Regions from separate parts of the Homo sapiens genome. Here region 2 is linked to region 1. A link is a loop called in an ENCODE intact Hi-C map of the cell type or tissue named here. Cell type or tissue: endothelial cell of umbilical vein. All regions are shown on one strand. Region 1 has its middle 96 kb from the start of PDE1A. Region 2 overlaps PDE1A (phosphodiesterase 1A).

Evidence for each region. Hi-C counts contacts between places; a loop is a spot of excess contacts. Peaks named below come from ENCODE experiments on the same cell type or tissue, not always from the same donor. Only the 100,000 strongest peaks of a DNase experiment are listed, where the experiment ranks them.
Region 2: a loop joins it to region 1, with 2.5 times the contacts of the local background. A loop is called at or near these places in 1 of 110 quality-filtered maps.

The regions. Positions count from the first base shown.
Region 1 is chr2:182,520,714-182,524,713 of GRCh38, reverse strand. It overlaps a transcript of PDE1A not described here. Among named protein-coding and RNA genes, the nearest start is that of PDE1A, 96 kb to the right of the region's middle. In endothelial cell of umbilical vein, no CTCF peak of the experiment used is centred here; a DNase peak (open chromatin) is centred at 1,873; H3K4me3 peaks cover 524 bases; H3K27ac peaks cover 602 bases.
Region 2 is chr2:182,281,853-182,285,852 of GRCh38, reverse strand. The region is part of intron 1 of PDE1A (phosphodiesterase 1A); the gene reads left to right. Among named protein-coding and RNA genes, the nearest start is that of PDE1A, 140 kb to the left of the region's middle. In endothelial cell of umbilical vein, no CTCF peak of the experiment used is centred here; a DNase peak (open chromatin) is centred at 2,132; H3K27ac peaks cover 1,056 bases.

The DNA of each region.
Region 1 (4,000 bases):
TGAATTCTCTATGTTAACAGAAGTAACTTTTTGATACTTCCTAAGGATGAAGATTATCTTGGTCAAGGATTTAAATAATAAGCTATTTTATCTAGTTTATTATTCAAAATTTTATTTTATGAAACATTTAATGAAATGATTAAGGATTTTTTTCTAGTAAGTGACCGAATTAGTATACCTTGAGGTCTTAAATATCAATGTGTGATAGAAGTTACATAGTGAAAGCAAAGGGCAAATGAATTGTAGTATTGAAACAAGATTCTTAGACATATACTTAAGTAGAATAGTTCTCATTCTTTATTTACTTTGCAATGTTATTGGTAAGCTGGTCAATGTGAGGTCTTGACATTTCATGTCATATTTAGAAAATCATCTGTATAGCCTCAAGGACTTAGGTATCTTGATTCATAAAATAATAATTATAGAGTACTTGCTATCTATGGAGATTTTTGGCTGCAATATTTCTTTGAAAGCAGAACATAGATGTTTGTTGACTGTTTCATTAAAGAAATATCAGGTAACAGTTTATTACATGAATATAGCTAAGATTACAAATGAAGGCACAGTGAGGGTAAAATTGGTACTTTCAGGGCAAAGATTCACTTATTTCTGACAACTCTGGTAAATGCTTATAGGAATGAAGTTTTAATTTCACAAAGCTGTCTGCTAGCTAAAGACATTACATTCAGATTGAATTCTGGAAATATCTTGTCTGAGAAAGGAAAATGGAAGCCTCACTTGATTTACCCTCTTATAATTTGCAAATCAGAAGCCATTTTCTATAACATTTTGCAAAGGTCCTTTTTACGTACACATTATAACTGACTACTAGATAGCATCAGTGTCATTTGTATAGACATAGTAATTTTACATTGGAAGACTAATTGTTAATAATAGTTCCCATTTTTAAGAATTAGCTTTAAATCTGGAGAATGTCTCTGTTTCTCAGTTTTCTCAACTGTTGAACAGGAGTATTGCCTATCTCACAGGCATCTTGTAAGAATTTAAAAAGGTAATATGTAATAGGTACTGAGAACATTGTCTGAAACATCAGAAATATTCAACAAATATTGGATGTTATTACCAATCTTTGAATGTCTCTACCTTAAAACTCATAGTAACAGGCAAGTTTTCTTGCAAGAAGAAATAAAACTACATCTGGGTTTTCAAACAAACAAGAAGAAATATTGTTTATAAGTATATTTTCTATAGCAGCTTGCAGATAGCAAGAGCTGTTATGGTGCTCATACTTAAGGTCTGTGCTTGTTTCAAAGAAAGCTCGCCATGTGTTAGGAGCTTGGCAGACGACTCAGTTCTGATTCCTTTTATGTCCACTCTCTCTCATTTCTCTTCTAAAATGCACAAGCCGCAAACCATCAGTTTCTCTCTTGTCCCTCTCTCCCTTTCTCCTTCTCTCTCTCATAAACACACACACACAAATCTATTCCCTTTTCCTTCAAAAAACACACACACACACAAGTGCATTTACACTAGTTTCATTTTATTTATTTTTTAATCCCCAAAGGATTCATAGAGCAGGCTGTGTGCAGCTGCCGTATTTTCCACTGGTTAAATTGGCAGTTACCTACTGTGTGGAGTTGCTAGGAGAAGGTGAATAAGCATGCTTACAGCATCAGTTGATGTACATATTCTTGCAATAACAACCTGTGGAGCTGTGTTCTTCTGTATGGCTTTAGATGTTATTTTCTCTTTGTTATCATTAATATTTGTTGCATTTATTGTTAGATGATGATACATTTTTAAGTGTTAGTTTCAGATCAATTTAGAGAAAAAAACCTTGGCATTTAAACAGGCACTTTTTTTTCTCATGGTGGTGCTGCTGATACTGGCTCCTACCATCTGTTTCCTTATTACATCCTGCCCTTGTTCTGTTGGTAGAGAGGAATTCAGCTTCTTCTGGAGCGCGAAAGTCATTCACGTTTCTCTTGTGCATAATAGAGCTCGTAAACTGTAGGAATTCTGATGTGCTTCAGTGCACAGAACAGTAACAGATGAGCTGCTTTTGGGGAGAGCTTGAGTACTCAGTCGGTCAGTAGTACAGTAGCAGGCTCACATGTACGGATTGTTCTTGTGAGGTCAGAGCATCTGTTTATACTGCTGTCTGCTTAGGGGGGTGGTGAGGTGGTGAGCAGTGGATATATGCCTGTCAAAGTCAATAGCAAATCTGTCAGAGTCTTCCCTCAGCTTTGTACATCAGCACTGTTTTGATAGATAAGAGAGGCTACTGTATAAGTGTGTAAGATTTGTAATGGACTGAGGAATGCTTGTTCTAGCTGCTGAAACTGACTGTAACTGTATTGTCTTAGGAGCATCATCATGGGGTCTAGTGCCACAGAGATTGAAGAATTGGAAAACACCACTTTTAAGTATCTTACAGGAGAACAGACTGAAAAAATGTGGCAGCGCCTGAAAGGAATGTGAGTATGCTCTTTGCTTTTTATTTCCCCCCAAAAGATTTGACTATTAACGTGACTAATTGTTGGTGCTATCCGCCTTTGTGGGCTAGTTTCCTTTAGAAAGATTTTCTCTCGAAAAATAAAATGTGCCTACCTCAGCTAACAACTTGTTGAAAGACGAATGATTTTTTGTACTTGCACATGTTATTAAAGTAAGGTAACTTCTGGAGAAGTCACTTTACTGTCATATTACATGGTTTCTTTTACGCATTCTGTATGTGCTGTTTAGATATGTGGTTCAGATATGCAGAAAGGTAACTAAGAAAGCCATTTGCCGGGATACTGCCACAAATAAAATTTCCCTCAGGTAAGCAGAGAGAGAAATAAGACTGATACTTCTTTCTCTGTGATTAGATTTGGAAAAGCAATGAGATGATTAATATGATAATAAATAATTATACTTTATTGTGCTTCTTTTTGCTTAAATGATATTTCTATAAGAAAAAATGTTTACGTGATAAAAATATTAACAGCATATCAAACTTATTGGAGAGTTTTGGCTTTAAATTAACCAGTTCACAGTTCACTTCTCCTGAGAGTACAGAATAGTCCATAGTACATAATAGCCCTTAGTAAAATGGGTCAAGAATTATGCATTATGTCAAACATGGGATGTAATTACCTAAGTCAGACGTTAATTGCAATGCTATTCAGCTTGATATTTACACCCTTACATTTTTTTTAGCTGTGTGTGCTACTAGTTCCTGTTTAGTGTTTCAGCACCACACTGTTTGTATGCTTTATCTTAATTGTCATAATTTAAAAATCAGATTTAACATTTGGATAAAAATGAGAAATATGAATATGAATTTTACAGGCCGTTGTAATTGCTTAGTATATTTGCAGATCTCAAATGAAAATATTAATATATTTGCTTTTCTATAATAACAGCTGAAAGAATCCTACACTATGCAAAATAGAGATTTTCTAAGATTTATATCTCTAATGCTGTATTTACACACTATTTTTAAAAATTCAGTACCTGAGTAAATTTGATGTCCCTGTTTGATATTTTTTTAAAGAAAATTACATCAAACTTTGTTTAGAGGTAAAAATTCCTTCTGCTTTCCTCCATTTGATTGTATTTAATGATGTTTGTGTATTTAAATATTGTTCTTTGTATATTTTCTTACTTCTTGAAGTAATACATGGCTTTACAGTGCATTAGTGTAAGAGCACAATAATGCAAAGAACATATAGCAGAGAATAACTTTCAAAAAGGAAGCCATCTTTACATTATTTGGATGAGCTAGAAATCTGTTTCTAAGATCCATTGAAGATTTAGAAATTACAGCTTTTTGGTGAGGTTGTTCTCTAGCGGAACAAGTAATCCTATCAAAGCAAATAACAGCTCTCAAAATTAATTAGCATAGATGCAAATTAAACATTAGCAGTCAGCAGATGATTTGTGTTTTAGCCTAATGAGTGGATGAACATCAGTACCGGGAAAATTATGTCTCTCATTACAACCTATTTTAGATTTTCTTCTCCTTAGAAGGATGTTTTGCTTATTTTGTTTTGTT
Region 2 (4,000 bases), 240 kb after region 1:
GCAAGTCTGCTATTCCTCTGCTGAACTCAGCTAAGATCATCTGGGCCTGGCTCCAGGCTGCAGGTTAGACTCAAGTCTGCTCCATGTGTTTCCTCACTGTCCTCAGCCACCTACTACTTGGAATATGTATGTTCTTACTATGGTGGGTCACAGAAGCCTGAGATGCCAAGCCAAGCTGCTGCATTTAAGGCTGCCACTTGTTTCAAGATGCTGACTTTCCATTGGCCAAAGTAACTCATATTGTCAAAGTCAACATCCACATGGGAAGTGGTTAGGAGAAGAAGGTTATACTCTACTCTCTCAGTTTTTTCTCAACTTCCCTTCCTTCCCTCCCTCTGCTAAGTGTCCTTAGACATAATTTGACCAGATCGTTTCTTAGTAAATCTGATTTTGGCCACTTCCTTCCCTCCCTCTGTTAAGTGTCCTGTTGATTAAATTAGTGGTTAGCAAATTTGGTACAAATAAGGGTCGGTTCATGCATTTTAAATGTCCTTAGCAGAGGGAGGGAAGAAAGGGAAATTGAGGAAGAAAAACCAACTTTATTGCTTGAACAAAAATAAGATGATGCCAGAGAAAACAAGAAAAGAAAACACTCTGAAGAGTGTCCAGAAGTGAAAGATGCTGCAGAGCTTTGAAAAACATAAAAACCAAGGAGTATCCTTAGATATAGCTGTGCAGAAGTCAGGATGGCAGAAGCAAGAGTGGCTGCAGTGCCACTTTGATGGGTGGAAGGCAGGCACTGGGGAGGGAATCAGAGGCGGCAAAACAATTATCTGCGTGCAAGTTTGCTATGAAGAGAAAGTACAAGAGTATAAGAATGCTGGCTTGAGGAAAGTGAAGATAGCTAAGCTAACTCGTGCATTGGTTAAAAGTGCATGGCTAACTATCCAAGAAACTACCAACTAATTGTGTGACCTTAGGCAAGTTACTTAATCTCATGGTGTCTCAGATTCCTCATCATGAAATGAAGATAAATGTAAATTACTTCATAAAATCAATGTGAGATGAAAGGAATTATTATATGTAAAGTGCTTAATAAATGTTAGTTATTATTGTTTTATTTCCAGAATGGGAAAATATTCAACATGATCCTATATTGATGACAAAAGGCTTGCATAAAGAAAAGATTAAAAATTTAGGGGGATTTTATATTATGTCCTTATTATTAAAAAATTACCACCCATCTATATTTTCTGTTGACTTAGGTAAATGGGAGAAATCTGATTATTTTCTTCTGAATCATTTTAGCCAACATGCCCCCTTTAAGCAAGATAAATTTGTTGTGTATCTGATAATTAATGACATTATATAAAATTTCAACTTATACTCATTTCCCTCCAAAATATATTTATATGCATTTTAGCAAAGATAGTGAAAATAACAAATTAGCCAATGCTTCTCCAAATTTGTGAGTTTGCTCAATTTAATTTTATGTTCCAATTTTATATTTTAATTATCAGTCATCTTATTAAAATCTTAGTGATATATCAGTCAGTAAAAATCCTCTAATGCAGCTATTTATTTGTAAGTATAAATGTTATTTTGCATTTAAGATTTGTTCTAGCTAAGAAGTAAGCTAAGTCAATTTACCAAAAACTACTTTCATCTGACAATTTCTTGAAATCTTTCATGTATTGTAAGACACAGACTCCTCAAACTAGAATTTAAAATCATGGACAATGCAGCCTCAGGTTATATCCTTCTGTTCTTTCATATATGCCATTTCCTTTCCTTACTGCCTCTTGTTCTCCCAGACTGATTCTTGCAATAGGCCAGGTAAGGGCTGCCAGGTCACTAGCCGCTTGAAAGCTGGGACCTGATACAGTTGTATCCCAGAGAAAAAGAAGGTATGTACTTGATTGTTATAACTTTTACTATTAAAAAACCACCTCCTAGAAATCCTAAGTGGCAATAGGCTTCATGTGTCATCAAAGTTTTCCACTATCTGTAAAAAAAGATGTTAAAATGAGGTTTGATAATGGATAATCTTTTACAAGCCATGACGCTTTTCATAGAGTCCTAGCTAACCACTAATTTAATGAAAAGCCTCCTCCTTTGTACTTTCACTTCATAATCTTTACAACTTTGTCGAAATGTGTCAAGTTGTAGTGATGGTTCTTTGTCTTTTGTTTTCAAATACAGACCCCAGTTCCTAAGCATGATTCATTTCCTTCTGGGTGAATACATCTTTTGTTTCCTTCTAGGAAAACTTCAGGTTGTATCTTTGTAAAACTCAAGATTTAACTCATTTTTTTCTGAGCTAAAAGTTGAAAAGATTTTTTTTAAAAAAACTCATAACAGTTTCATAAATAAATAATATCAAAATCCCGGAGCCCTATATTGTTTTGTCATTTTCTCAAATCTAATAATTTGTGTTATATAGCATTTAATGAAGGCTGCCACCAAGTCTTAAAGTGTGTGTGTGTGTGTGTATGTGTGTGTGTGTGTAACTCAGGTACCCTTTATACCAAAACCATGTTCTCATATTGATAAGGTGGACTATTCAAAGATATATACCAGTTTAAGCAACTTGTTTTATTATTTTTGGAAAGATTTGGTGGTCAAAACATTACATCAGAATCACTTTATCATAACATATAGGTGACCATTTACTACTATGTGTAAAACTTACCTGACCACACATATGTGGACACTCAACAAGTGTCCAGTGATTTTACTTTGCCATTACATTTCCTAGTCCTTGGGAACGATTACATTGAGTTGACAGTTTATACTTTAAGATTTGAAAAGAAAATATTTCTTTCCTATTGCTTATTAGTATTGATTAACACCTAAGGTATTTACTAAATTTACTACCCATAATCTTAGTGTTATTTCCAGCTTTATATAGATGGAAATAGCATGGATTCTGAGAAAGTTCTGCTTGTTTTAGACATGCCTCTTCTGTGATTCAACAGTATGGCTATGCACAGGTTCTGTAAAAGTTTAAGGCGCAGTGTCCACATTTTCCAATTGAGACTATTTCATTAGGGCTTTTGTGAACATTAAGGAAGTTTTAATAGTTTATTGAATGAACTGGACTGCCAATTGTAATTGAGGACTAACAGATTTATTAAGACACAAAACATGCATGTAGACTATATATTTATATATTGGGTCAATCATTTATAAATTGCAAAAAAATAAACAAATTAAATTCTTGGTGTATGTAGGAAAATAATGCCAAGTTTTGGAATTATATATAGGTACTCACACATAACTAACACAAATCTCCAATATTAGGATATGAAATATGATATGGATGTCTCCTTACCTACAAATATTGGGATGTTTGAGTGTGTTGCATGCAATAGAGCTGAGAGTTGAAATTTGGTGAGAATGTATGCTTTGGTGCTGAGGTTTTCATAATCTTGAGTTAAGTAACAATGACACCTATGAACTTAATTAATTCAAAAGGATGAATTTTATTCACATAGAAAGTTTTTCTTAGGGAAGATGTTTGATAGCTAAAATTAGGGCAGAACATCAGAGGACCCAGGTCACTAACTTGAAATGTATGTAAGGAGGCTTGTATGTAAGGAGGCTACAGTGACTTTTCCTGACAATGATCATCTCTTCTTGGAGCAGAAAGGTAGCCAAGACCTACTTGAGCATGGATAGTGGAGACAGGAAAGAGCTCAAGAGTGACAAAGTAGTGAGGATAAGTGAGTGGAATAGTGGTAAAAGATTAGGATTATGCTTAAATATCTTCTGTAAGAGTTAGAGGTGAGTGAGTTGAGAAACCAGAGTTAACTGGATAGGCCTACTCCCATATCAAGATTAAACTGTCATCATTCTGTCTGTTAAAATAACATCATTAAGGGTAACATTGTTCCAGATGACAGAAAGGCACAGGTATGGGGTGAATGATTTGGGTGATCAATAATAAACATACAAAATGGTATCAATAATATATTTGTTTCTTTTCTTTATCATTTTAGTCTCAGGTTTATTTTTCTAAAATTTCTTAACTATATTTAATATTAAACTCTAAGACATT